Linked DNA regions of Homo sapiens: region 1 is linked to region 2. Evidence: read pairs that join two places in POLR2A ChIA-PET (ENCODE). Cell type or tissue: endothelial cell of umbilical vein. All regions are shown on one strand. Each heading gives the region's core, and the rest is flanking DNA. Links, peaks and the distances in the headings are about the cores only.

Evidence for each region. Peaks named below come from ENCODE experiments on the same cell type or tissue, not always from the same donor. Only the 100,000 strongest peaks of a DNase experiment are listed, where the experiment ranks them.
Region 1: POLR2A ChIA-PET joins it to region 2 with 19 read pairs; 31 of 35 experiments call an interaction of 5 or more read pairs at or near these places.

The regions. Positions count from the first base shown.
Region 1 is chr17:43,163,343-43,179,039 of GRCh38, reverse strand. NBR1 (NBR1 autophagy cargo receptor) reads right to left here and starts at 7,826. Exons shown (of 21, transcript NM_005899.5): 1 at 7,738-7,826; 2 at 3,139-3,249; 3 at 1,042-1,104. The coding sequence starts at 3,240. It overlaps LOC101929767 (a long non-coding RNA gene), which reads left to right and starts at 8,637. Exons shown (of 2, transcript NR_110868.1): 1 at 8,637-8,914. LOC124900391 (a long non-coding RNA gene) reads left to right here and starts at 8,076. Exons shown (of 2, transcript XR_007065760.1): 1 at 8,076-8,624; 2 at 11,191-15,697. It also overlaps a transcript of BRCA1 not described here and the pseudogene BRCA1P1. RefSeq lists enhancers at 7,686-7,795, 8,116-8,225, 8,476-8,525, 8,796-9,005. In endothelial cell of umbilical vein, for the core only: no CTCF peak of the experiment used is centred there; DNase peaks (open chromatin) are centred at 6,759, 7,229, 7,919 and 8,669; H3K4me3 peaks cover 3,120 bases; H3K27ac peaks cover 3,112 bases.
Region 2 is chr17:43,308,758-43,322,510 of GRCh38, reverse strand. No RefSeq gene overlaps it. Among named protein-coding and RNA genes, the nearest start is that of LINC00910, 73 kb to the left of the region's middle. RefSeq lists enhancers at 1-373, 5,836-6,468, 6,469-7,106. In endothelial cell of umbilical vein, for the core only: no CTCF peak of the experiment used is centred there; no DNase peak of the experiment used is centred there.

The DNA.
Region 1 (15,697 bases), core at 5,788-10,787, 140 kb after region 2:
TAATGTACTCAATACATGGTACTGTGGCTAGTCTGACACACTGTAACCACTCAATAAAGCTTAGCCATTAGCCTGAGCAACAAAGTGAGATTCCATCCCTCCAAAGAATTAAAAAATTTTGCCAGATGCAGAGAGGTATGTCCTAGCTACCCAGAAGGCTGAGATGGGAGGATTCCTTGAACCCAGGAGCTCTAGGTTGCAGCAAGCTATGCCAATGCACACCAGCCTGGGCAACAGAGTGAGACCCTCTTTAAAAAAAAAAAAAAAAAAAGCTTAGCCATTATATTTGTATTATTATAAACTAAGTGGTAGCTTGTGCTATATGTGAACTTAAGGTCACTATATAATTTTAAAAGTTATCTTGGCCAGGTGTGGTAGCTCACAACTGTAATCCCAGCACTTTGGGAGTCCGAGGTGGGCTGATCGCTTGAGCCCAGGAGTTCGAGACCAGCTTGGCCAACATGGTGAAATACCGTCTCTACTAAAAATACAAAAATTAGCCAGGCGTGGTGGTATACACCTGTAATCCCAGCTACTCAGAAGGCTGAGACAGGAGAATCACTTGAACCCAGGAGCTGGAGGTTGCAGTGAGCAGAGATCGCACCACTGCACTCCAGCCTAGGTTATGGAGTGAGGCTTCATCTCACAAAAAAAAAAAAAGAAAAAAAAAAAAGGTTCTCTCAGGCCAGGCCAGGCATGGTGGGTGTCTCACACCTATAATCCCAGCACTTTGGGAGGCTGAGGTGGGAGGACTGCTTGGGCCCAGGAGTTCAAGACTGGCCTGAGCAACATAGTGAGACCCTGTTTCCTTTTTTTTTTTTTAAGTGAAAGTTATCTCTGAGATATTCTTCAGTGTTGCTTCTCCATTTCTCAACTCCATCTCAGATGCTGCAAGTCTTCTTAGAATATTCAGTTATCAAATATATTTAAACCACCACACAAATAAGCTAAACACTATTTTGAATTATTAAAGCCCATATCACTGGAGAAATAAGATCCCTATTCTGAACACCTAGCAATAAGTGCCATAATATATTTTACCTCTTCATTTTCCTCATCCAGGTATTTTATTTGAATAGTATTCAGATCAAATGAAACTTTTACCTATAAAAGAGATACATATTTAAAGGCAGGTTATAATGTACACAGAAGTCAAAGTAAAAAAAACCCACAAAATCAAAAGACAAACAACAAACAACCTTAATAACCCATAACAAAGGGTTAATATCTGCAACACACCCAGAGTACCAGCAAAACTGCTAATGATACAATTAACAACCCAGGTAAAAATATACATAAAATTCATACAAGAGGAAATCAGAACACCTAACAAATACATCAGAAGACTTTCAAACTTTCTGGTGGTCAGAACAATGCAAATTGAAGCAATGAGATGACATCTCATCAGAATACCAAACTGTGTGTGTGTGTGTGTGTGTGTGTGTGTGTGTGTGTGTGTGTGTGTGTTTTGGGTGGGGTGTGGGGTAGGGAACAGCAAATGTTTTTTAAAGCCATAACATCCAGTGTTGTCAAAACTTCAGGACACTGTCATGTATTTCTGTGTGCTGCTACAATTGTTCTGCAAAGCATTTGGCAGAATCTATTAAAATTTCAAATAAAATGCTTTGTGACCCATTAATCTCACATTTGTATAGGACAGAGTTTATCCTGTAGAACAGTGTATAAGTTATGTGTATAGATGGATATCTCCTGAAGTTTCAAGATAAGAAAAAAAAAAAACGAAAAATATCTTTTTTTTTTTTTTTTTGAGATGGGTCTCACTCTGTCGCTCAGGCTGGATTATAGTGGCTTGATCTTGGCTCACTGCAGCCTCAACCTCCAGCACTCAAGCAATTCGCCCACCTCAACCTCCGGAGTAGCTGGAACCACAGGTGCCTGCTACCAGGCCCAGCTAATTTTTGTATTTTTTTGGTAGAGATGGGGTTTTACCATGTTGCCCAGTCTGGTCTCAAACTCCTGAGCTGAAGTGGTCCACCCATCTTGGCCTCCCAAAGTGCTGGGATTCTAGGCGTGTGCCACTGTGCCTGGCCAAATAATGTTTATAGTATGATCCTAGTATGATATCTGCATGAACATGGAAAATTTAAAGTACATACAGGGCTGTTAACATTGGTTACCCAAAGAAGGTGGGAGTAACAGATGAGGGGGGGGAGAATGGAGGGCTATTAACTGCTTGAGATGGTTTCTCTTCTTAAAATGGGCATGTATTATACTTATACAATTTAAAATTTACAAGGAAGAAAAAAGGCAAGCTGTCAGCTCATTTAACTACTAGGAAAAGAAAGATAACTGATTTTCACATCTTTTGGCAAACAAGATCTAACTTCTTTCTGAATCCAATCTTTTTTTTTTTTTTGAGACGGGTCTCACTGTCACTGATAGGACAGTATGAACAGGTATTTGCTGGAAGGCAGACAACTACCTCAGATCATCTTTTAAGATCTACCATTTCTTTCCCTTTTTAGTTATCATCAGATATAACCAGGTAAACGTAGATTTTTACCAAAGGGTTTCAGAGAGAAACACAGTCAACACAGGAAGTAAAACATTCACCACTGCAAACTGAACAAAAACAGAAGAGTACAAAGGGCAAACCAAGAGGAGGAAAAGCCTTAGCAAAAAAACGGAACAGGTGAACTGCTGTCTAAGCAGGTATGAAAGTTTTTCCTGCTCAACTCTGAGATACTCAACCTCTGACCTAGCAATAAAAACAATTGATAGGCTCTTGCAAAACACAAGTTATATCCTTGTGCAAAACACAAGTCATATCCTCACACAAGAGAACATTTCCTTGGGATCTGGTTGGGTGGAGTCCACACCAATTCACTCCTCATACTGGTTCTAAAATTAATAGGTTTTCTAAATCCTATCTCACTAAAAACAATTTTACCTTCCCTTTCTAAAATGTTCAAAAGGAAATTTATGTGTTGGTTCCCTTTATTGGGGCACATCTCATATATGAATACTGAAACCCTATCAAAAGCAATTTTCCAAAAGGCCCAGAAATGGTAACTATGACAGACTTCACAGCTATGAAACAACACTGCTAAAAATAGCTACCTTTGGAAAAAATAACCATGCTTAAACCAAGGAGAAACAAAATAAAGTAACACTCACCATAGCTTCGATATCAGCCCAAGTTGTATTTTCTGGATCAGAAACCAGAAAGCTTTGAATTTCATTTTTAAAAGTCACATTTAGAGTAACCTGTGGTTCCATGCTGTGAGGCTAGGGTTGAGAAGGTTGGTGGGAGAGAGAGAAAAACACATTAGAAAGGGTTCTATAAGTTGCACTAAAAGTTCACTCAGCAAATACTTGTGAGGACCCAATATGGGCTGGGCTTGGGAGACAGCAATGAACAAAAGAAACACTGTCCCTGTTCTTACGAAACTTACCATCACTGTTAAATAGGAATTGTTTCAGGAAAGAAAGATAGGCTAAAACCATGCCATAAAGACTTGTACTTAAGTCACAAAAATTATTCTTGAAGTTATTAGGAACTTCCACATGTTGGAAACATGTGGAAACAGAAGTATGCTGAAAGTATTTAAATTTTGACCACATTCCCAGAAATCATCTAGCATTTGTAAAATCCTTACGGTACTTTATGATGACTGGTTAACTAAACAAATACTTACTAGTAGCAGGACATACCAACATGGATAAGAGAGATAAGGTCTCTGCCCTCAGGGAACTTGTATTCTTGTATGACTTGAGAGTGACATTCTACATTTTTCTTGCAGAAGGAGGGTTGTCCTAACTTGAGAACCTAGGTTTTCTACCAGTTTTACGAACTTACAGGCCAAAACACTAGCCAAGAAACTACACAGAGGTAGCATTCAATGCCCTCCATCCAAGTTACTATGTTTTTTCACAATCTACTGATTTTTTATTTTATTTTATTTATTTATTTATTTTTGAGACGGAGTCTCGCTCTATCGCCCCAGGCTGGGGTGCAGTGGCACGATCTCAGCTCACTGCAACCTCCACCTCCTGGGTTCACGCCATTCTCCTGCCTCAGCCTCTCGAGTAGCTGGGGTGCCCGCCACCACATCCGGCTAATTTTTTTTTTTTTTTTTGTATTTTTGGTAGGGACGGGGTTTCACCGTGTTAGGCAAAATGGTCTCGATCTCCTGACCTCATGATCTGCCTGCCTTGGCCTTCCAAAATGCTGGGATTACAGGCATGAGCCACCGCACCTGGCCTTGTACTGATTTTTTAAATGGGGGATTTCAAACATATATAAAAGTGGAGAGTAATAAACACTTAGTTAAACCAACAATCAACTCAAGGCTATCCTCATTCACATATACCCCCGCATCTCCCACTTCTGCCCCAACAATGAACTGACCATAGTCAACTAATGTTTTAACCAAACTATAATAATATAATTATTTTATATTATTGTATTTATTTATTTTGAGATAGAGTCTTGTTCTGTCGTCCAGGCTCAAGTGCAGTGGCACAATCTTGGCTCACTGCAACCTCCACCTTCTGGTTTCAAGCGATTCTCTCACCTCAGCCTCCTGAGTAGCTGGGACTACAGGCGCCCGCCACCACGCCTGGCTAATTTTTTTGTATTTTTAGTAGAGACGGGGTTTCACCGTGATAGCCAGGATGGTCTCGATCTCCTGACCTCGTGATTCCACCCACCTCGGCCTCCCAAAGTGCTGGGATTACAGGCGTGAGCCACCATGCCCGGACTATTTTTTAAAATATTTTTATGGGAAAATTTAAATCTATACAAAAGTAGAGAGAATATAATGAATCCCTATGGACCCATAAGCTAGCTTCTTTCATAATTATCAACTCAGGACCAATTTGCTGTAACCAAAGGTTTACAGCAATACCCTTTCCCTACTAGATTATTTTGACAGACATCTATGCTTTTATCCATTAAGAATTGAGTATGTACCTCTAAAAGATAAGAATTTTTTAAAAACAGTCTAGATATCATTATCATGCCTAACAAGTTAACAATTCCTTAATCAGATTTCTATTCTGATCATTATGTTTTTAATTAAGGATTTTGTTTACTGATGAATGGTTACGTTTAACTGGTTTTTATGACTTTATGAAAAAATAGCTTAGGTTGAGAGGAACAAGATATGAAAAAATAGCTTAGGTTGAGAGGAACAAGATTAAGTCCCAGGGATTTACAGCGTGGTCTGCGGGGGTGGGGGTGGGGGGCAGAGGGGAGGCGGAGGAGCACACAAACTGGGAAGACTTAGCTTCCAGACATACCTCCGGCCCATTACTAGACATAAAACTGTGAGCAGGTCAGTTCGCTTTTGAGCTTCGGTTCTTTAACCTATAAAATAGGTCTAATACGTCTGCTTTGACTATCTCACAGTGTTACCATAAGGATCAAATTAAAAATGTGTACGCAAGTTCTTTCAAAATGTCATTCAAATATAAAAAATATGATAATAAAGGCCAAGCACAGTGGCTCATGTCTGTAATTCCAGCATTTTGGGAAGCAGAGGCAGGCAGATCGTTTGAGTCGAGTTTGAGACCAGCCTAGCCAACATGGTGAAACCTCGTCCCTACTAAAAATACAAAAATTAGCTGCGTGTAGTGGCGCAGGCCTTTAATCCCAGCTACTCAGGAGGCTGAGGCAGGAGAATTGCTTGAACCTGGGAGGCAAGGTTGCAGTGAGCCAAGATCATGCCACTGCACTCTCGCCTGGGTGATAGAGCGAGACTCTGTCTCAAAAATAAAATAAAATAAAAAACTGGACGGGTGTGGTGGCTGATGCTGGTAATCTTAGCACTTTGGGAGGCTGAGGCGGAAGGATCATGAGCCTAGGAGTTCAAGACCAGCCTGGGCAACAAAGCCAGACCCTGTCTCCTTAAAAAAATTAAGTTCAATTAAACATTTTAAAAAATAATAGGGCCGGATGTGGTGGCTCACGCCTGTAATCCCAGCACTTTGGGAGGCCGAGGTGGGTGGATCACGAGGTCAGGAGATCGAGACCATCCTGGCTAACACGGTGAAACCCCGTCTCTACTAAAAATACAAAAAATTTAGCCAGGCGTGGTGGTGGGCGCCCGTAGTTCCAGCTACTCGGGAGGCTGAGGCAGGAGAATGGCGTGAACCTGGGAGGTGGAGCTTGCAGTGAGCCAAGATCGCGCCAATGCACTCCAGCCTGGGCGACAGAGCAAGACTCCATCTCAAATAAATAAATAAATAATAATAAACCAGTCTTTAGAACCATAAACCTGTACTGTTTTCCACAATGTAATGCACTGCCCTGTAAAATACTACAATTAAGACTGTCATTTAAAGGCACTTTTTTGAAACCCTAAGACAATTATCCCCCAATTTTCTCCATTCTTTGTTTCTACCAAGAACCAAGTTCACCACCAAAATAATATTAGTCTCTTAACAACAATCCTGCTGACATCTAGTATTCATTCATATGAAATGTAATTATTGGGGTCCTTAAAATTTGAGAATCTTTGTCAATTCCCCAGGACCTTAGGCAAAAAATCAAGGAAATGAAGTGACTCAGTCCGCCAAAAGTGGGTATTCTGAAATATCACTTTCCAACTTCAAGAAACACACTTCCCTACTTGTGAAGGAAATGAATCTTCCTCTCTTTTTCTCAAATTACACAATTGGAAATTTAGATACTCTGGAGCTCCTCCAGCTGGTGGGCCAACTAAGAGAAAACAGGAAGTGGGAGATTCTAGCTTGGCTGGACCATATCCAGGTCTTCATAAGGAACTCTCTTTGGCTGACATGTAAAAAAATTCTTTCAGCAGGAGCATTAATCTTAAACGTGTGTAAACACCAAAGCTATGGTTAACCCTATCTGCCCCTTAGGTCTACAGCCAGTAGAGTCAGATAGCTGGGTCTTAGGCCTTCAGCTTTCATAACTGGCATTATTGTAAGTCCATGCCACTGACTCACCTTTGCTTGGCACAAGTTAGCTTTTCCTCCACGTCGATTTTTTTTTCAGCCTCAACAAAATCCCTTTAATGAAACAGACCTGGCAACCTGAGCTTTGATTACTGTCTCCACCAGAGGCCTTTACAAGCCAAGTTATCCAGGCTTTAAAATGTGTGACCTGAGGCCGGGAGCGGTGGCTTATACCTGTAATCCCAGCACTTTGGGAGGCCAAGGCACGAGGATCGCTTGAGCTCAGCAGTTCAAGCCCAGCCTGGGTTGGTCTTTGAGAAAGCAAGACTCTGTCTCAAAAAAGTGTGGCCTGAAAGCTGAGTGTTTGACAAAAAGGAAAAACAGTGCCTTTCCAAAACCGAAGGTCCCTAACCAAGGAGATCTCTTTAAGGTCTCGAAAAAACGAGGATGGGATGAGAAGGATGTGTAAGTAGTGTCATTTTTTTACTTGCAGAGTTCATCCTAGTCTTCCAGTTTTCGTTTCCTAGCACTCCATGTTCCCAAGACAGTGTCACTACCCCGAGGGCTCTCTCATTTTCTTTGCCTAGGCCCTCATTCCACTGGGGAGTCGTGGCCTTCCATCAGTAGAAGCCGGATGTTCTGACCCACAGACTCTCCAACTCTCCGGCGCTTCTCGCCAACTCGGTCCCTCTGAACATGAAGGGCTCTCTCATCCTGTCACTAAAAAGATTAGCTGTCCCGAAACACGGAAAAAGTCGCCCCTCTTCTTTGCAGGATTCCTCCCTTGAACTTCCCCAAACCCTCTTAGCGTGACGTGACCCCACCCCTAGGTAACCGCAGCTGCTTCCTTACCAGCTTCCCGCCCCCGGGGGGCGCCTGCCGGAGGCCAATGCAAGGACCGTCCGCTACCGGCTCTGCCGCTATCCCTGTGGGGTGAATCTAACATGGCGGATAAAGACAGTAACTAGTCCCCTGTTTCTCCGAGTGTTCGCCAAGATGATTGGCTCTCACCACTTGTCCCTCAAAACGACCACGCCATTGATTGGTGGAGATTGCGTCGATGGGGCGGGGCAGAAGCAACCTGAACCCGAACAACAATAACAAACATTGAGGCTGAGGGGCGGAACTAGGAGTGCGCAGATGTGGGCCAGAGCGGATTTCCCCTTCCCCAGGCAAATTCGGCGCCCACTGCGTCCCCGCAGGCCACTGACCTTAGAGGACTACTTGCCCGAGACTCGTGGGGCTGGATGGGAATCGTAGTCTTCCTAGGAGTTGTAGGTATCTTTTTTTGGCCTAGTCTCTGCTCTCAAGATAGGAGAACATAACAACACTCCAATCCATTACTGTTGACATGTATAAGCCCGCGGAGGTCTCCAATCTATCCACTGGATTTCCGTGAGAATTGTGCCCGCTTTGGTATTGGATGTTCCTCTCCATAAGACTACAGTTTCCAAGGAACAGTGTGGCCAAGGCCTTTCGTTCCGCAATGCATGTTGGAAATAGTAGTTCTTTCCCTCCACCTCCCAACAATCCTTTTATTTACCTAAACTGGAGACCTCCATTAGGGCGGAAAGAGTGGGGTAATGGGACCTCTTCTTAAGACTGCTTTGGACACTATCTTACGCTGATATTCAGGCCTCAGGTGGCGATTCTGACCTTGGTACAGCAATTACTGTGACGTAATAAGCCGCAACTGGAAGCGTAGAGGCGAGAGGGCGGGCGCTTTACGGCGAACTCAGGTAGAATTCTTCCTTTTCCGTCTCTTTCTTTTTATGTCACCAGGGGAGGACTGGGTGGCCAACCCAGAGCCCCGAGAGATGCTAGGCTCTTTCTGTCCCGCCCTTCCTCTGACTGTGTCTTGATTTCCTATTCTGAGAGGCTATTGCTCAGCGGTTTCCGTGGCAACAGTAAAGCGTGGGAATTACAGATAAATTAAAACTGTGGAACCCCTTTCCTCGGCTGCCGCCAAGGTGTTCGGTCCTTCCGAGGAAGCTAAGGCCGCGTTGGGGTGAGACCCTCACTTCATCCGGTGAGTAGCACCGCGTCCGGCAGCCCCAGCCCCACACTCGCCCGCGCTATGGCCTCCGTCTCCCAGCTTGCCTGCATCTACTCTGCCCTCATTCTGCAGGACTATGAGGTGACCTTTACGGAGGATAAGATCAATGCCCTTATTAAAGCAGCCAGTGTAAATATTGAAACTTTTTGGCCTGGCTTGTTTGCAAAGGTCCTGGCCAACGTCAACATTGGGAGCCACATCTGCAGTGTAGAGGGGGGGAAAAAAACGTGACTGCGCGTCGTGAGCTCGCTGAGACGTTCTGGACGGGGGACAGGCCGTGGGGTTTCTCAGATAACTGGGCCCCTGGGCTCAGGAGGCCTGCACCCTCTGCTCTGGGTTAAGGTAGAAGAGCCCCGGGAAAGGGACAGGGGCCCAAGGGATGCTCCGGGGGACGGGCGGGGGAAAGTGAATTTCCGAAGCTAGGCAGATGGGTATTCTTATGCGAGGGGCGGGGGCGGAACCTGAGAGGCATAAGGCGTTGTGAACCCCCCGGGGAAGGGGGCAGTTTGTAGGTCTCGAGGGAAGCACTAAGGATCAGGTTGGGGGCACAGTGTGTCCGAGGAGGAATCCTCCTGATAGGAACTGGAATGTGCCTTGAAGGGGACACCATGTGTATAAGAACATCAGCTGGTCGCCGGGGATGGTGGCTTACGCCTGTATTCCTAGCACTTTGGGAGGCCAAGGCGGATGGATCACGAGGTCAGGAGTTCGAGACCAGCCTGACCATCGTGGTGAAACCCCGTCTCTACTAAAAATACAAAAATTAGCCGGGCGTGGTGGCGCGCGCCAGCTACTCAGGAGCTGAGGCAGGAGAATCGCTTGAACCCAGGAGGCGGAGGTTGCAGTGAGCCGAGATCGCGCCATTGCACTCCAGCCTGGGTGGCAGAACGACACTCCGTCTCAAAAACAAACAAAGAAATAAACACCGGCTGGTATATATGAGAAGATGGGCCCTTGCGGAAGAAGAAGTGCCAGGAATATGTCTGGGAAGGGGAGGAGACAGGATTTTGTGGGAGGGAGAACTTAAGAACTGGATCCATTTGTGCTATTGAGAAAGCGCAAGAGGGAAGTAGAGGAGCGTCAGTAGTAACAGATGCTGCCGGCAGGGATGTGCTTGAGGGGGATCCTGAGATGAGAGTGGGTCGCTGGGAAAGGCTAGGGGCAGGGAGGCCTTGATTGGTGTTGGTTTGGTCGTTGTTGATTTTGGTTTTATGCAAGAAAAAGAAAACAGCCAGAAGCATTGGAGAAAGCTCACCACTTACCCGGTCAGTCACTCCCCTGTAGCTTTCTCTTTCTTGGAGAAAGGAAAAGACCCAAAGGGTTGGAAGCAATATGTGAAAAAATACAGAATTTATATTGTCTAATTACAAAAAGCAACTTCTAGAACCTTTAAAGGATTTTGTATTATTCTAAAACCTTCCAAATCTTAAATTTACCTTATTTTATTTTATTTATTTTTGAGACGGAGCTTCGCTCTTGTTGCCCAGGCTGGAGTGTAATGGCGTGATTTGGGCTCACCGCAACCTCTGACTCGTGGGTTCAAGCGATTCTCCTGCCTCAGCTCCCGAGTAGCTGGGATTACACGCATGCACCACCATGCCTGGCTCATTTTTTTGTATTTTTAGTAGAAACGAGGTTTCTCCGTATTGGTCAGGCTGGTCTTGAACTCCCGACCTCAGGTCATCCGCCCGCCTCGGCCTCCCTAAGTGCTGTGATTACAGGCGTGAGCCACCACGCCCAGCCCAATTTACCTTATTTTAAAATGATAAAATGAAGTTGTCATTTTTCTAAACCTTTTTAAAAGATACATGTTTTTCTAATGTGTTAAAGTTCATTGGAACAGAAAGAGATAGATTTATCTGCTGTTTGCGTTGAAGAAGTACAAAATGTCCTTAATGCTATGCAGAAAATCTTACAGTGTCCAATCTGGTAAGTCACCAGAAGAGGGTATTAATTTGGGATTCCTATATGATTATCTCCTATGCAAATGAACAGAATTGACCTTACATAGAAGGGAGGAAAAGACATGTCTAATAAGATTAGGCTATTGTAATTGCTGATTTTCTTAACTGAAGAACTTTAAAAGTATAGAAAATGAATCCTTGTTCTCCATCCACTCTGCCTCTCCCACTCCTCTCCTCTTCAACACAAATCCTGTGGTCCCTGAAAGACAGGGACCCTGTCTTGATTGGTTCTGCACTGGGGCAGGAATCTAGTTTAGATTAACTGGCATTTTGGTTTTCTTCTAGCTCTAAAACCAGCTCCATCACTTGAAATGGCAAAATAAATCATGAATGAGGCCGGGGGCTGTGGCTCACACCTGTAATCCCAGCACTCTGGGGGGCCGAGGCAGGCAGATCACGAGGTCAGGAGATCGAGACCATCCTGGCTAACATGGTGTAAGGGAGGAGACCACCCCTCATATTGTCTTATGCCCAATTTCTGCCTCCAAAGAAAGAAAAAGTAAAAACTAAAGGGCAGAAATGACATCCACAAGCAGACACCCCAGGTGCCACACCCTGGGCCTGGTAGTTAAAAATCAACCCCTGACCTGATTGGTATGTTATCTATAGATTACAGACATTGTATAGAAAAGCACTGTGACAATGCCTTTCCTGTTTTGTTCCGATCTAGTTACTGGTGCATGCAGCCCCCAGTCACGTACCCCCTGCTTGCTCAATTGATCACGACCCTCTCACGTGCACCCCCTTAGAGTTGTGAGCCCTTAAAAGGGACAGGAATTGCTCACTCGGGGAGCTTGGCTCTTGAGACCGGAGTCTTGCCGATGCCCCTGGCCTAATAAACCCCTTCCTTCTTTAACTCGGTGTCTGATAAGTTTTGTCTGCAGCTCGATTTCTTGGTTCCCTGACTGGGAAGCGAGGTGAATGGCGGATGGTCAAGGCAGCTCCTTAGGCGGCTTAAACCTGCCCTGTGGAACATCCCTGCAGGGGACTCCAACCAGCCCGAGCAACACGGATCCTGAGGGCGCTCCTGGTTAGGCATTTGCCCCACTGGGACGCCTCGCCAGAGCACTGTATGGCAGGCCCCCATGGAGGATCAACGCAGTGGCTGAACACCGGGAAGGAACGGGCACTTGGAGTCTGGACATCTAAAACTTGGTAAGAGTAGTCTTTGAAACTTGCCCACTCCATTTGAGTGGAAGCATGGCCTGATCACCCATGGCGTGCCTTTATTGGCACTTTGGTTTTGGTTTGAATTGCTTGACAGGATTGGTCTTGGGAACTTGCCTACTCCATTTGAGTGGAAGTGTGGCCTGATCACCCATGGTGTGCCTCTCCTGGCACTTTGGTTTTTATTTTTGACTTGACTTGGATTGCTTGATACTTTGGTTTTGGTTTTGACCTGGCTTGGATTTCTGGATACTCTGATTTTGGTTTGGTGCAAACTGCAAAACTGTGTGTGCGCCCTTTTTACCGGTTCTTTGTTTTGTGGTGTGTTTGTGGTGTGAGCGTGGTGTTTTGTCTTGAAGAAGCATAGGTCAGGCACGAATAAGCCCACCCCACTAGGAACTATGTTGACAAATTTCAAAAAAGAATCTGAGGGAGACTATGGAGTGCTATGACACCAGGAAAACTTAAAACTTTGTGTAAGATAGACTGGCCAGCATTAGAGGTAGGTTGGCCATTAGAAGGAAGCCTGGACAGGTCCCTTGTTTCAAAGGTATGGCACAAGGTAACCTATAAGCCAAGGAACCCAGACCAGTTCCCTTACAGAGACACTTGATTAGAGCTGGTTTTAGACCCCCCACCCCCAACACATAGTGGTTGAGAGAACAGCAGCATAAGTGGCTGGCAGAGGCAAGGAAAGACCAGCAGAGAGAGAGAAAGGAAAGAGACAGAGAGGAAAAGAGGAAAAGAGAGAGAGGAAGAGACAGGAAGAGACAGACAGAGAGTCAAGGATAGAGAGAGAGAGAGAGAGAGAGACACACACACACACACACACAGAGAGAGAGGAAGAGGCAGAGGCAAAAGGAAAGTCAAAGAGAGAGACAAAGTCAAAGAGAGAAAGAAAGAGAGAAAGAGAGAGAGATACAAAGTTAAGAAAAAAAAGCCATCTATACCAATTCTAATTTAGACAAAACAAGGTCTTATTAATAGCAAAGGATAATTAAAATCCCAAACTTAGAAGGTTTTCTTTTTATTATTATTATTATTATACTTTAAGTTTTAGGGTACATGTGCACAACATGCATTTTTTTAAAATTTTTTTTAAAGGTTTTCAACTAAAGTTTGCTAAAAGTTAACAGTGTAACATGTATATAGTAACTTATATTCTTGTGGCCTAGTCCACAAGACACAAAAAAGGTTCGCTTTGGAAAAGAATGGTTATCATCTTCGAAAAAAAAAAGGAAAAAAAGGGGGGGCGGAATTTATATAAAAAGAGTATTATATGGTAAATTCTTGTCCTGAAACAAATTAACTGGTTGTTTAAAGAAATAAATATTTGTAATAAGTCAGAAAGTTGAGGCATATCGAAGAATTGTCTGCGAAAGTCACGAAAGAGAAAAATGTTATAAAAAAATTTATGCAAAAAATGTTGTATAATTTAAAAGTAACTAGGCCTCCTGAATGTAAAACTGTTGAAAAAAAAAACAGTTTATATGCAAGGTGTATAAGAAAAGTAAAATATATCTTTGGTAAAAGAATTGTAAGGAGGCATAAGGATGTACATTTTCACCTACATTAAAAGGTTAAAAATAATTATTGTTTTGAAGATTTAAGCAAGTTTCAAAATGTTAATTGTAAAGAAAATTCTGTGTGTAAACATATTAGCTAAAGTTAAAGAAGTATCATCCAGTTTTTCTGTGAACTGGACATTAAAGTAAAAGCATAACAGGTTTTTTCTTAAAGCACCAACCTGCTCTTTTGCAAAAATTATAAAGGGTTAAAAAGAATCTATAAAATCTTACCTTATGGTCAAACATTAACAATTAGATACATATGTCTACAAGGTTTTATTAAAATTAAGTTTAATATTAATAACACACTAATATAAAGATAAAATTTAGCTTATCTGGTATAAAAATCATACGAGAAGCACTGTTAAATGTAAAATGGTATTTGGCTTTCTTTGGTTTAAAAACTAATAAAAATAGGTGCTAAAGGAAATTTCTCAGGAAAAAGGCACTAAGGACTATAAAGTCCACTGCCAAGGTCCCCACATTTAAAACAAAAGGTCAGTTCCTTAGAATTATATGCTTGGTTTATTTTCCACTTTCCTTTCTCTCAAAAACTAAAAGTCTTTTAGCACATGTACCACCCCTAGAATTTCTAGTAAACCAGCACCAGCCTGAAGATCACATTCTCATCGAAAGGTGGAAAGAAGAAAAACTCGAGCCAGCCTGGAAGGACCCTACCTTGTGTTGCTAACCACCAAGACTGCTGTTCGTACAGCAAAAAAGGATGGACTCGTCACACCAGAATCAAGAAAGTGCCACCCCCTCCAGAGTCATGGGCCACAGTCCCAGAGGAAAACCCTGCCAAACTAAAGCTACGAAAAATCTCTTTTCATCTATTCTATTACTCTTCTTTCTTTCCTCGTGCTATTGCTGACCATCTAGTTATTAACATAACCAAGTCAATTTCACCTCAAACTATTGCATTTAATGCTTGCCTTGTTATACCCTGTGGGGACTTGCCAAGTCAAAGACAGCTCTCTACTTCAGAAAAGTACTTCTGTCCCTCCTGACTCTCCTCAGACTGGACATTAGTAAACTAGGACCATTTAATCCAGGGAGATTTCGATAAAGACCCCAGTGCCAACCAGGAGTCTTGTCCCCTGATGTAGAGTTTTTATGCCGTAGTTGGTCCAACGTTCTGTGGACCACTAAAGAGCAAGAATGGACTGCCCCAACCAGTTTTTGTAATTTCCTAAAACCATACATTCGTTTTACTAGAGGATCATAGAAGTTAAAGAGTTAAAACAAACTTTACCAATGAAGACAGGATACCAAGATGCAAATGCCTGGTTAAAATGCATCAAATATTCCATCTGCACGTTAAACAAAAGCAATTGTTATGCTTGTGCACATGGCAGGCCAGAGGCCCAGATTGTCCCCTTTCCACTAAGGTGGTCCTCCAGTCGACCAGATGTGGGCTGCCTGGTAGCTCTTTTCCAGGATTCTACAGCCTGTATTAATAAGTCATGCCAAGCTCTCTCTGCTATATCCCAAAGTCCAGCACCCTGCGGGTCAGCCCCCGAGGGCCATCCATCCTCCATCTCCCAACACTAAGTTCACTTCATGTCTCTCACAACAGGGAGGAAACTTAGCGTTCCTTGGAGACCTGAAAGGATGCAGTTAGCTTAAGAATTTTCAAGAGCTTATCAATCAGTCAGCCCTTGTTCATCCCCGAGCAGATGTGTGGTGGTATTGTGGTGGACCTTTACTGGGCACTCTGCCAAATAACTGGAGTGGCACTTGTACTTTAGTCCAATTGGCTATCCCTTTCACCCTGGCATTTCATCAACCAGAAGGAAAAAAAGAAAGACATTGTAAAGCGAGAGAAGCCCCTTATGGGTCTTTCGACTCTCATGTCTATTTAGATGCAATTGGAGTCCCACGAAGAATACCAGATCAATTTAAAGCTTGAAATCAAATAGCTGCAGGATTTAAGTCAATATTTTAGTGGGTGACAGTTAATAAAAATGTAGATTAGATAAACTACATCTATTACAACCAACAACAACGAGGTTTTCATGAGTTAAAAGAAAACCTCATGTTGGTCCCAGCCCTGA
Region 2 (13,753 bases), core at 4,993-9,992:
GGCTTTTTTTTTTTTTTTTTTTTTTTTTTTTTTTACAGACAAACTCTTGCTCTGTCGCCCAGGCTGGAGTGCAGTGGCGCGATCTCGGCTCACTGCAGCCTCTACCTCCCGGGTTCCAGCGATTCTCCTGCCTCAGCCTCCTGGGTAGCTGGGATTACAGGCGTAGGCCACCACGCCCAGCAAATTTTTCCTATTTTTAGTAGAGACGGCGGTCTCATCCTGTTAGCCAGGATGGTCTCCATCTCCTGACCTCGTCATCCGCCCCCCTCAGCCTCCCAAAGTTCTCGGATTACAGGCTTGAGTCACCGTGCCCTGCCTTCTGTGAGGCTTTTCTTTCCAACATCTCTCTCTCTTTTTCTTGTCTTTTTCTTTTCTTTTCTTTTTTTTTTTTTGTGTCGGAGTTTTGCTCTTGATTCGCGTGTTGGAGTCGAATGGCGCGATCTCGGCTCACTGCAACCTCCACCTCCCAGGTACAAGCGATTCTCCTGCCTCAGCCTCTGGAGCAGCTGGGATTACAGGGATGCGCCACCACGCCCAGCTAATTTTGTATTTTTAGTAGAGGTGGGGTTTCGCAATGTTGGGCAGGCTGGTCTCTAACTCAGGTGATCTGCCTGCCTCGTCCTCCCAAAGTGTTGGGATTACAGGTGTGAGCCACCGTGCCGGCGATTACAGAATTTCTTTTTTTCTTTCTTTCTTTTTTTTTTTCGTGATGGAGTTTCGCTCCTGTTGCCCAGGGGAGTGCAATGGCAGGATCTCAGCTCACCCCAACCTCCGCCTCCTGGGTTCAGGCGATTCTCCTGCCTCAGCCTCCTGAGCAGCTGGGATTACAGGCATGTGCCACCACACTTGGCTAATTTTGTATTTTTAGTAGAGACCAGGTTTCTCCATGTTGATCCGGCTGGTCTCAAACTCCTGACCTCAGGTGATCCTCCTGCCTCGGCCTCCCAACATGTTGGGATTATAGGCGTGAGCCACCACGCCTGGCGGTTACAGAATTTCTAAGCAGCAAACATTCAAGAGGTGACTTTGGTGCTGTTAAAAGCATCCAGGATTTGTTGTTGTTTTTGCTATTTTTGTTTTTTTGAGATAGTCTCTGTTGCCCAGGCTGGCATGCAGTGGCAAGATCTCGGCTCACTGCAACCTCTGCCCGCAGAGAATCAAGTGATTCTCGTGCCTCAGTCTCCTGAGTAGCTGTGATTACATGTGCCTGCCACCACACCCAGCCAATTTTTGTATTTTTATTAGAGATAGGGTTTCACCATGTTTGCCAGGCTGGTCTCAAACTCCTGATGTGAATTGATCTGCCCACCTCAGTCTCCCAAAGTGGTGGGATTACAGGCATGAGCCATTGTGCCCAGTAGCATTCTGTTCTTATTTTTTTTTTTTTTTTGAGACGGAGTCTCGCTCTGTCGCCCAGGCTGGACTGACTGCAGTGGCGTGATCTCGGCTCACTGCAACCTTCACATCCTGGGTTCAAACAATTCTCCTGCCTCAGCCTCCCGAGTAGCTGGGACCACAGGCGCCCACCACCACGCCAGGCTAATTTTTGTATTTTTAGTAGAGATGGGGTTTCACCATATTGGCAGGCTTGTCTCAAACTCTTGACCTCGTGATCTGCCTGCCTAGGCCTCCCAAAGTGCTGGGATTACAGGGATGAGCCACCACATCTGGCCAGCATTCAGTTGTAAAAGTGAAACAGACCAGGAGCAGTGGCTCATGCCTGTAGTCCCAGCCCTTTGGGAGGCTGAGTTGAGCAGATCACAAGGTCAGTAGTTCAAGACCAGCCTGGCCAATATAGTGAAACCCCATCTCTACTAAAAATACAAAAATTAGCAGGGTGTTGTGGTGGGCTCCTGTAATCCCCACTACTTGGGAGGCTGAGGCAGAGAACTGCTTAAACCCAGGAGGCAGAGGTTGCAATGAGCCAAGATCACGCCACTGCACTCTGGCCTGGGTGACAGAGCAAGACTCCATTAAAAAAAAAAAAAAAAGTTAAAATGAGCATACAATTTCAAAAAATTTGCAGCCTGACAATGCGGTAGAAAAGAAAAACCCAGGCCGGGTGCAGTGCCTGATGCCCGTAATCCTAGTACTTTGAGAGGCTGAAGTGGGCAGATCATGAAGTCAAGAGATTGAGACCATCCTGGCCAACCTGGTGAAACTCGGTCTCTACTGAAAATACAAAAATTAGCTGGGCATGGTGGCACACACCTGTAGTCCCAGCTACTCGGGAGGCTGAGGCAGGAGAATCGCTTGAACCCGGGAGGCGGAGGTTGCAATGAGCCGAGATTGTGCCAGTGCACTCCAGCCTGGCAACAGATCAAGACTCCATCTCAAAAAAAAAAAAAAAAAAAAAAAAATTCAGAGGAGAAATTCAAGCTGGCCTCAGAAATTTGCATAAGTAACGAGAAGCCAAATGTTAATCATGAAGACAGTGGGGGGAAATGTCTCCAGGGTATGTCAGAGACCTTCATGTGGCAGACCCTCCCATCACAGGCTTGGAGGCCTAGTAGGAAAAAATGGTTTCATGGGCTGTGCCCAGGGCCCCCCTGCTCTGTGCAGCCTGGGGACTTGGTGCCTTGTATCCCAGCTGCTCCAGCCACAGCTAAAAGGGGCCAAGGTGCAGCTCAGGCTGTGGCTTCAGAGGGTGCAAACCCTAGGCCTTGGCAGCTTTCATGTGGTGTTGTGCCTGCGAGTGCACAGAAGTCAAGAATTGAGGCTTGGGAACCTCTGCCAAGATTTCAGAGGATGTGTAGAAATGCCTGGATGTCCAGGTAGAGGTGGGCTGCAGGGGTGGAGCCCTCATGGAGAACCACTGCTAGGGCAGTGCAAAGGGAAATTGTGGGGTGCAAGCCCTCACACAGACTCCCAACTGGGGCAGTGCCTAGTGGAGCTGCAAGAAAAGAGTCACTGTCCTCCAGACCCCAGAATGGTAGCTCCACTGACAGCTTGCACCTTGCTCCTGGAAAAGCCACAGACACTCAAGGCCTGCCTGTGAAAGCAGCTGGGAGGGGGGGCTATACCCTGCAAAGCCACAGGGGCAGAGCTGCCAAGGCCATGGGAGCCCACCTCTTGCATCAGTGTGACCTGGACATGAGACATGGAGTCAAAGGAAATCATTTTGGGGCTTTAAGATTTGACTGCTGCCAGGCATGTCGGCTCACTCCTGTAATTCCAGCACTTTGGGAGGCCAAGGTGGGAGGATCGCTTGAGTTCAGGAGTTCAAGACCAGCCTGGCCAACATGGTGAAACTCCGTCTCTACTAAAAATACAAAAAAAATTAGCCAGGCATTGTGGCATGTGCCTGTAATCCCAGCTACTCAGGAGGCTGAGGCAGAAGAATTGCTTGAACCCGGGAGGTGGAGGTTGCAGTGAGCCAAGATCATGCCACTGCACTCCAGCCTGGGTGACAGAGCAAGACTCCATCTCAAAAAAAAAAAAAAAAAAAAAAAGATTTGACTGCTCCACTGGACTTCAGACTTGCATAGGAGATCTGTAACCCCTTTGTTTTGGCCAATTTCTCCCATTTTGAACAGCTGTATTTACTCAATGCCTGTACCCTCATTGTATCTAGGAATTAACAAACTTGCTTTTTTTTTTTTCTTTTTGAGACAGAGTCTCACTCTGTCACCCAGGCTGGAGTGCAGTGCCATGATCTTGGCTCACTGCAACCTCTGCCTCCTGGGTTCAAGCGATTCTCCTGCTTCGGCCTCTCGAGTAGCTGGGATTACAGGCATGTGCCACCACGCCCGGCTAATTTTTTTGTATTTTTAGTAGAGATGGGGTTTCACTATGTTGGCCAGACTGGTCTCAAACTCCCGAACTCAGATGATCTGCCTGCCTTGGCCTCCCAAAGTGCTGGGATCACAGGCATGAGCCACCATGCCCGACCCTAACTTGCTTTTGATTGTACAGGCTGGTAGGCGGAAGGGACTTGCCTTGTCTCAGATGAGACTTTGGACTGTAGACTTTTGAGTTAATGCTGAAATAAGACTTTGGGAGACTGTTGGGAAGGCATGATAGGTTTTGAAATGTGAGGACATGAGATTTGGGAGGGGCTACAGCAAAATGATATGGTTTGGCTGTGTCCCCACCCAAGTCTCATCTTGAATTGTAGCTCCCATAATTCCCACGTGTCATGGGAGGGACCCAGTGGGAGGTAATTGAATCATGGGGCCAGGACTTTTCCATATTGTTCTCATGATAGTGAATAAGTCTCACAAGATCTGATGGTTTTATAAAGGGGAGTTCCCTTGCACAAGTTCTCTCTCACCTTCCACCATGTAAGACATGCCTTTCACCTTCCACCATGATTGTGAGGCTTCCCCAGCCACGTGGAACTGTGAGTCCATTAAACCTCTTTTTCTTTATAAATTACCCAGTCTCCGGTATGTTTTTATTAGCAGCACGAGCACAGACTAATGCAGACTTATTGGGCCCCAGGTAGCAAATGTGGGATGTCTATTTTCCCCCAGCTTGCCCAGGGTTAAGGTGAGCCCAGTCAGCTTCCACCAGTTACACTCAGTGACACAGGTGCAGTTTGTTAGAGTTGGTGCAGTTAGATTAGTTGGAGGTGGGCCCAAGGACTTTGGGGATGCGGGTTGAGGGGGTGGGGAGTGGGGTGACAGGTACCAAAGGGTAGCAGAGGGAGGGATGGTAGAGGTGATTGGAGAGTGTGACCCTCGAAGTGGATGGGGTTATGGCAATCGACAATGACATGACCTAGGGTTAGACCAGGGAAGTGAGTGGCTGGGGTAGTCAAAGCTGAGGTCAAGGAATTGGGGAACCAGGGTGTCGATTGATGACAGGAGTTATGCTGGAGAAAGTCAGTGCTCCAGGAGCTAAAAACCTTCAAGGAATAAAGTAAGTGTTGGCATGGAGTGACCAGCAGCCAGGAGAGACAACAGCAACAAGGAGAGGTAGTGGGCAGCACAGGTGCAAGGCACAATGGAGTGAGAGGTGGGGAGAGCAAACAGAAAGAGGAAAGCAATGTCTTCAGCGGGAGGATAGAGCAAACGAAGAAAGGGGGGCCGGGCACAGTGGCTCACACCTGTAATCCCAGCACTTTGGGAGGCCAGTGCGGGTGGATCACCTGAGTTTGGCAGTTTGAGACCAGCCTGACCATCATGGAGAAACCCCATCTCTACTAAAAATACAAAAAAAATTTAGCCGGGCGTGGTGGCACATGCCTGTAATCCCAGCTACTCTGGAGGCTGAGGCAGGAGAATCGCTTGAACCCAGGAGGTGGAGGTTGCAGTGAGCCGAGATCGCACCATTGCACTCCAGCCTAGGCAACAAGAGTGAAACTCAGCCTCAAAAAAAAAAAAAAAAGAAGAAGAAGAAGAAGAAGAAGAAAGGAGGCTGGGAATAGGGAGGATGGTAGGAAAATTAGCAAGGTTTCAGGAATCAGACATGGGATAAGAGACCGGAGCTTCTTGTGACTGGCGGGCATAGGGCAGAAATGCAGAACTGTGGGATCGTTCTACAGTGAGTGGCAGATACCTGGAAGGCAGCTGCAGCCTTAGGTCTTGGCTCTCACTAATTGGGTGATGTCACCTCTGTCCAAGCAGTCGATCCCAGGAGCCTCCGAAGACCACCAGAGCAGTCCTTAGTGCCAGGTGAGTCTGCTAAAATAAAAACACAACGCTTTGCCGAGAAGCGGGGTAAAAAAAAGCTTTATCGCCGGCTGCAATCGAATTTCGGGGACAGGCCGGGTGCAGTAACTCAGGCCTGTAATCCCAGCACTTTGGGAGGCCCAAACGGGTGGATCACTTTGAGGCCAGGCGTTCGAGACCAACCTGGCCAACATGGCAAAACCCCGTCTCTACTAAAAATGCAAAAAATTAGCCAGTCATGGTGGGCACGTGCCTGTAATCCCAGCTACTCAGGAGGCTGAGGCACAAGAATCACCTGAACTTGGGAGGCAGAGGTTGCAGTAAGCCCAGATCTGGCCACTGCACTCCAGCCGGGGTTGGGGGTTGTGGGGGACAGAGTGAGACTATCTTAAAAAAAAAAAAAAAAAAAAAAAAAAAAAAAAGGAAGTGGAGACTAGCCACAGACCCAAAAGAAAACGAGCAAAAATGTAAAGCCTACTTTTGGCAATTGCTCATGTGGAGAGGAATGAATGCAGTGTTCTTGAAATTATTGAAATATTAGATCCGGAAGCTGAAGTGGGAGAACCATCTGAGTCCAGGAAGTCGAGATCATAGTGAACTCTCATCCCGCCACTGCACTCCAGCCTGGATGACAAAAGTGACACTCTATAAGACAAAAAAAAAAAAAAAAAAAGGCGGGGAGGGGGCTGGTCACACATACTCTCACCTAGACAAGGATATTGACGACCAATTCTGAAGCATGATATAACGCAATAAGAACGTGAATATAACAAAGTATAACCTTTAAAACACAACGCTCACTCACCTAAAAAATCGTTCACCTTTGTTTGAAGTACTACAACCTCCCAACCCCACCGTTTTCTCCAAAAACCCCCTCAACACAGCATTCTCAGAAACAAAAAGAAAGAACGCACACACTAAGCTAGGAAAAACACACATAATTACACCTCACCACAAACAGAGATCTGGAAAAATTTGTCGAATCCAGCATCTTTGCCTTCGCCATTACCACCCTCATATCACCATATTACACCCACGGTGAGCAACGATAGGGGCAATTGACAACTTCGTTTCTCAATAGGCCTGTTGAAAACAGCAAGCCTTTGGGCATGGTTTATAGTTGGCTACGTTTTCAAGTGAATTCTCAGCTCTGTTTTTGCCCCGTGGCTGAAGCGCCATTTCTAATTTGCATGTCTCGCCCTTTCCCGCGTGGGTAGGCGTGGCTACGGCGATCTGAGTCCCCGCTGCGGTCCAGCTCTGCTCGCAGCGGCCGGCCGAAGCTGGGCTGGGGCTCCCGGTCTGGACCATCCGGGGGTCAAGACAGTGGTCAGGGGGAAATGCGCGTGGGCGTCACTAGCGGTCTGTGGAAGGGAGTTGGAGGAGAGTGGTCCGAGCTCTTTTGAGGAAAGCCATCAGGTCATCACTGTAAAGACTGGAGCGTCCCGCGGCCTGGCTGGGTCCCAAGCGAAGGCGGAGCCGACGAGGCCCCGCCGCCCCCCACCCCCTTCCCGGGGCCACAGAGAGAAGTCGGGTCGCGAGACCGCGCCGAGGGGGCTGCCGCCCTGGGAGTCACAGCCCCGTCCGCGCGCCTTGCCCTGTCGGCGGGGCACTGGGGGCAAACCACTTAACCTCCGGACTCTGTTTCCCCAGCTGGAAAGCAGAAACACCAATGCCTACCTCGTGGGGTGGAGGGAGCAGAAACGGAGCCGAGGAAGGGACCGTGGCTCGGTAGTCTGCAATGTGAGTCAGAGTTTCCCACAAGCTTCCCCAGAAGGGGTCATGACTGTGAAATGACTGAGACAATAAAATAGGAAGCATTTACTGTTTGGCTTAGGCTCTGTGTTAAGTGCTCTCCTCATTACAAACTTGCAAAAGTTACATACAGATGCAGAAGCTGAGGCAGAGAGGTTAAGCAGCTTGCCCAAGACCACAGGGAGGTAGGATTTGAACCTAGGTGCACTGGCCACAGCATCTTCCCCATCACTCCATCCACCTGTGAAGCAGAGAGCCTAGAGCCAAAAATGGATACCTAGAGAAAGATAATTTGTTCTTGTGTGTCCAGCACTCTGTGAGACAAAGCACTGAGCCTGAGACACAAGTCTTCTGTCTGCAGAGAGGCAAGAACCAAGCTGTCTGCTGCAGCAGTTGAGAAGAGCCTCGGCCCTGGCACTGTGGCTCATGCCTGTAATCCCAACACTTTGGGAGGCCGAAATGGGAGGATCACTTGAGCCCAGGAGTTCGAGACCAGCCTTGACAACAAAGTGAGAGCCCCATCTCTACAAAAAAAAAAAAAAAAAAAAAACCAGAAAATCTACCGGGCGTGGTGGAGCAGGCTTGTAGTCCCAGTGACTGGGGAGACTGAGCTTGGGGGACTACTTGAGCCCTGGGAGGACCACTTGAGCCCTGGGAAAACAGCTTGAGCCCCAGGAGGCCAAAGTGGCAATGAGCTGTGATCAGGCCACTGCACTCCACTCCAACCTGGGGGACCGACTGAGACCCTATCTCAAAAAAAAAAAAAAAAAAAAAAAAAACAAATAGCCAGGCAGGGTGGCTCACACCTGTAATCCCAGTACTTTGGGAGGCCTAGGCGGGCAGATCATCTGAGGTCAGGAGTTCGAGACTGGCCTGGCCAACATGGTGAAACCTCCTCTCTACCAAAAATACAAAAAATTAGCCAGGCGTGGTGGTGGGCACCTGTAATCCCAGCTACTTGGGGGGCTGAGGTGGGAGAATCGCTTGAACCCAGAGGCGGAGGCTGTAGTCAGCCACAATGGCACCATTGCACTCCAGCCTGGGAGACAGAGCAAGACTCCGTCTCAAAAAAAAAAAAAAAAAAAAAAAAGTCGGGCATGGTTGGTGGGTGCCTGTAATCCCAGCTAATCGGGAGGCTGAAGCAGGAGAATTGCTTGAGCCTGGGAGGTGGAGATTGCAATGAGCCAAGACCATGCCACCCACTGCACTCCAGCCTGGGCAACTGAGCGAGACGCCGTATCAAAAAAAAAAAAAAAAAAAAAAAAAAGCAAGGGAAAACAGCTTAGGCAAGTCACTCCTCTGAGGCTTATTTTTTTTCCTGTATAAAACAGGAATCTTAAAATCTAGTCTGTAGTCCTGGCGTTCTCTACCCTCATCCACACAGGGTCTCTGTTCTCTTTTACCTGGCTTTATTCTACTCGGTGGCACCTGTCACCCCACATTTTATACAATGATACGTTTATTGCATTTTAGCATAGTAGAATGTAAGCTCCAGAGCAGGAATCTTTGTCGCTTGTTCACTTTTATATGACTGGCACCCTGAACAATGCCTGGCATATAGTAGCCACTCAGTATATATTTTTTGAATGAATGAATGAATATTAAATATATTAATATTTCCTACAATAGAAAGTGATTAGTAAATCTCCTGGCTTGTGGTAAGTATCATGACCCTGCAGGGCTCACTATTTTACTGCCTCTCTGCTCATTTTCGTGTTTATCAGGCCATCTTTTGCTTGCTAATTTGGTTTCCCAGGTACTGTTTTTTGTTTTTTTATTTTAGTAGAGATGGGTTCTCTCTATGTTGCCCAGGCTGATCTCAAACTCCTGAGCTCAAGCAATCATCCTTCCTCAGCCTCCCAAAGTCCTGGGGTTACAGGCATCAGCCATCATTCCCAGTCCCCGGTATTGTTTTTGAGTACTTAGGGGAGCCAAGGGGAAACTTCCGTCTTTGCCCTGTGAAGGTTCAGTGAAAAATCACTGGCACGAGGCAGATTAACAGGAGAAAAGGCATATAATTTTGTTTTTAATGGTATACATGAGAGTCTTCAGAGCAAAGACCCAAAGATACAGAGAAAATTGTCCGTTTTAATGCTTAGGGTCAATAAAGTATGGAAGGCCATGTAGAAATATGACTGGACAAGAGGACATGCTGTAAGGAGAATACAATGAGTGGGGAAATCCCTAAGGCTCCTGTCTGTCCAGGTTTTATTTTATTTTTTTTCCCAACACAGTCTCACTCTATTGCCCAAACCGGAGTGCAGTGGCGTGATCATAGCTCACGGTAACCTCAAACTCCTGGGCTCAAGAGATCCTCCCATCTCAACCTCCTAAGTAGCTAGGACTACAGGTGTGTGCCACCACACCCAGCTAAGTTTTTTAAGTTTTTAATTTTTTGTAGAAACAGTGTCTTGCTGGCCGGGCGCAGTGGCTCACGCCTGTAATCCCAGCACTTTGGGAGGCCAAGGTGGGCGGATTACAGGGTCAGGAGATCGAGACCATCCTGGCTAACATGGTGAAACCCTGTCTCTACTAAACATACAAAAAAATTAGCCGGGCGCGGTGGTGGGCACCTGTAGTCCCAGCTACTTGGGAGGCTGAGGCAGGACAATGGCGTGAACCCAGGAGGCGGAGGTTGCAGTGAGCCAAGATCGCGCCACTGCACTCCAGCCTGGGCGACAGAGCGAGACTCCGTCTCAAAAAAAAAAAAAAAAGAAAGGAACAGTGTCTTGCTATGTTGCCTTTTGAGACTCAAAGTGGAAATTTCTTGAAGCCTTTTTCATCTCTTTGTCTTCAGCCACACTTTCCATGACGAGCTGTTGCTGTCTGTCACTTTCTCCTTTAGACTTTTGCCAGATAGAGGATCTTGAACTCCTGGCCTCAAGCGATCCTCCTGCCTCAGCCTCCCACAGTGTGGGAATTACAGGCGTGGGCCACCATGCCTGGCCTGTCCAGATCCTTGTTGGCTTCTCTGAGCATGTATTCCTTCCTTCTGCGTGTCGGGCAGGATGCTCTGTGGAATGGGGGTCTTATGACCTACAGTCAAACAAAGTAGGTCAGGTAATTTCTTTGTGGCCAGTTTTTACAGATAGGACAGAGGGAAAACCAGAGTAATATTTTTACACTTGCAGGCTGGCTTTGGAGAAAAGGGCTTCTGGTTTCCATGACCTGCCTCAGGGAAGAGGGATTTTTGTGTCTATGGCTAGCTTCAGGGGAGAATGGGACTGGGGGAGTCAGAGAAAAACTTTTTACTTCTGAGGCTGCTGCTGAGGCCTTCATTTTAGGGTATTGTTTTCTGAGCCCACTGTATGCCACTGAGTATCTACATTTTCTTTTCGGTGTTTCAACAATCCCAAATGCAGCCAGGTGCGGTGGCTTACCCTTGTAATCCCAGCACTTTGGGAGGCCAAAGTAGGAGGATCACTTGAGCCTAGGAGTTTGAGACCAGGTTGGGCAACATAGTGAGACCTCATCTCTACAAATAATAATAATAAAAATAAGGCCAGGTACAGTGGTTCACACCTATAATCCTAGCACTTTGGGAGGCCAAGGCAGGAGGACCACTTAAGCTCAGGAGTTCAAGACCAGCCTGGGCAACATAGTGAGACCTCATCTCTATTAAAAATAGTAATAATAGGCCGGGCGCGGTGGCTCACGCCTGTAATCCCAGCACTTTGGGAGGCCGAGGTGGGCGGATCACGAGGTCAGGAGATCGAGACCATCCTGGCTAACATGGTGAAACCCCGTCTCTACTAAAAATACAAAAAATTAACTGGGCGTAGTGGCGGGCGCCTGTAGTCCCAGCTACTCCGGAGGCTGAGGCAGGAGAATGGCGTGAACCCGGGAGGCGGAGCTTGCAGTGAGCTGAGATTGCGCCACTGCACTCCAGCCTGGGCGACAGAGCCAGACTCTGTCTCAAAAAAAAAAATAGTAATAATAAATAAAATAAGATAAAATAAAAGTTAGCTGGGCATGGTAGTGCATGCCTGTGGTGCCAGCAACTTGGGAGGCTGAGGCAAGAGCATCACCTGAGCCCAGGAGGTCAAGGCTGCAGCAAGATGTGACTGGACCAGCACACTCCAGGCTGGGCGACAGAAAAAAAAAAATCCCAAATGCAACATGTTATTTATCCCATTTTATACTTGATGAAATTGAGGCTGCCTAGACTGACTTCCCAAAATCCTCAGCCTTCTGCTTCCTCCTCCCAGAGTATAAAAGGGACCCCCACTTTTGGCTGGCAATTTTATATCTTTATGATCAGTGGATCTTTATTCTCATCCACCTTAGAGGAAAGTGGGTCAGGGTTTATAATCTCCATTGAACAGATGAGAAGGCTGAGTTTCAGGAAGGAAATTCGAGCTAACCAAATTTTCCAAGAGACTGACTTACCTCTGTGATACATATTGAAGAAGGTGGAAACCTGAATGCTGAGGATGGAATGTGAAGAGCCTGGCACAATGATTAAGATCACAAGAGGGCCCATGTGGAGTGGCTCATGCCTGTAATCCCAGCAGCACTTTGGGAGGCCCAGGTGGGAGGATCACTTGAGCCCAGGAGTTTGAGACCAGCCTGGGCAACACAGTGAGACCCCATCTTTTTTTTTTTTTTTTTGAGACGGAGTCTTGCTCGGTCGCCCAGGCTGGACTGCAGTGGCGCAATCTCGGCTCACTGCAACCTCCACCTCCCGGGTTCACGCCATTCTCCTGCCTCAGCCTCCTGAGTAGCTGGGACTACAGGCGCCCACCACCACACCTGGCTAATTTTTTGTATTTTTAGTAGAGACGGGGTTTCACCATGTTAGCCAGGATGGTCTCGATCTCCTGACCTCGTGATCCGCCCACCTCAGCCTCCCAAAGAGCTGGGATTATAGGTGTGAGCCACCGCGCCCAGCCAGTGAGACCCCATCTCTACAAAAAACAAAAATATTAGCCAGGTGTAGTGGCACACACCTGTAGTCCTACCTACTCAGGAGGCTGAGATGGGAGAATCGCTTGAGTCCAGGCATTTGAGGTTACAGTGAGCTGTGATCACGTTACTGCTCTCCATCCTGGACAACAGAGCGAGACGCTGTCTCAAAAAAAAAAAAAAAATCACAAGGTTATTGGATATCAGGGATCAGCTTGCTGCACTTTACCACCTCTAGGAGCGCTGGGTCATCCCCAAGATCCGATTCTCTCCTTGCAGTAGCAGGGGGCAGCAGAGAGCAGCAAAGCAGCCCTTGCCTCTCAGTTTGTTATGACCTCCCAGCAGGCCAGAGGAAACATCCATTCTGTGCTTATTTGGTTTATGAGAAAATTCAGGCCCAGAGAGGGAAAGTTCAGGGTCTTCCAGGTGATGGATGACACCAAGGCTCAAGGCCCAGGCTTCCAAGTGACCACACTCCATGATGGTGCCTGCTTTCACTTTTTTTTTTTTTTTTTTGAGACAGGATCCTGCTCTGTCCCCAGGGATCAAGCAATCCTTCTACCTCAGCCTCCTGGGAAGTGAGAAGCTGAGACTACAGGTATGCGCCACCACACCTGACTACTTTTTAAATTTTTTGTCAAGACAGGGATTTCCCTATGTTGCCCAGGCTGGTCTTGAACTCCTGCCTCAAATGATCTACCACTTTGGTCTTCCAAAGTGCTGAGATTACAGGTGTGAGCTACCACGCCTGGATGATTTCATTCATTCAGAGGGCACATTTTTGTTCCATATTTTTAGACCTCAGAAACCAGGATGCATCTTACATCCAGTGCCAGGAAAAAGCACTACAGCTGTTTAAATGTCAGCATCTTTTTTTTTTTTCTCCTTTCTTCCTTTCTTTCTGAGGGGTACATAAAATAATGGTGCCTCTCACAATCCATGACATCCTAAACGTCATGAAATACTACAATAAAAGCCTCTGTTTATCTCTGTTTATTAAACCCTGTGCTTGACAATGGATTACTCTTTTTTTTTTTCTTTGAGACAAAGACTTGCTCTGTCGCCCAAGCTGGACTGTAGTGGCGCCATCTCCCTCGGCTCACTGCAACCTCCACTTCTGGGATTCAAGCAATTCTCCTACCTCAGCCTCCTGAGTAGCTGGGATTACAGGCAGCAGCCACCATACCCAGCTAATTTTTGTATTTTTAGTAGAGACGGGGTTTCGCCATATTGGCCAGGCTGGTCTTGAACTCCTGACCTCAGGTGATCTGCCTGCCTCGGCGTCTCAAAGTGCTGGGATTACAGGTGTTAGCTAATGTACCTGGCCGGATTACTTCTTTTAATATACCAATACCTCCAGGATGGAGGTATTATTACCCCATTTTGCTGGTGAGTGAACTGATAATAGAGGTAGAGCAATTGATCATATCTGTACAATTAATAATGGAGATGATTTTTTTTGTTTTTTGTTTTTGAGACAG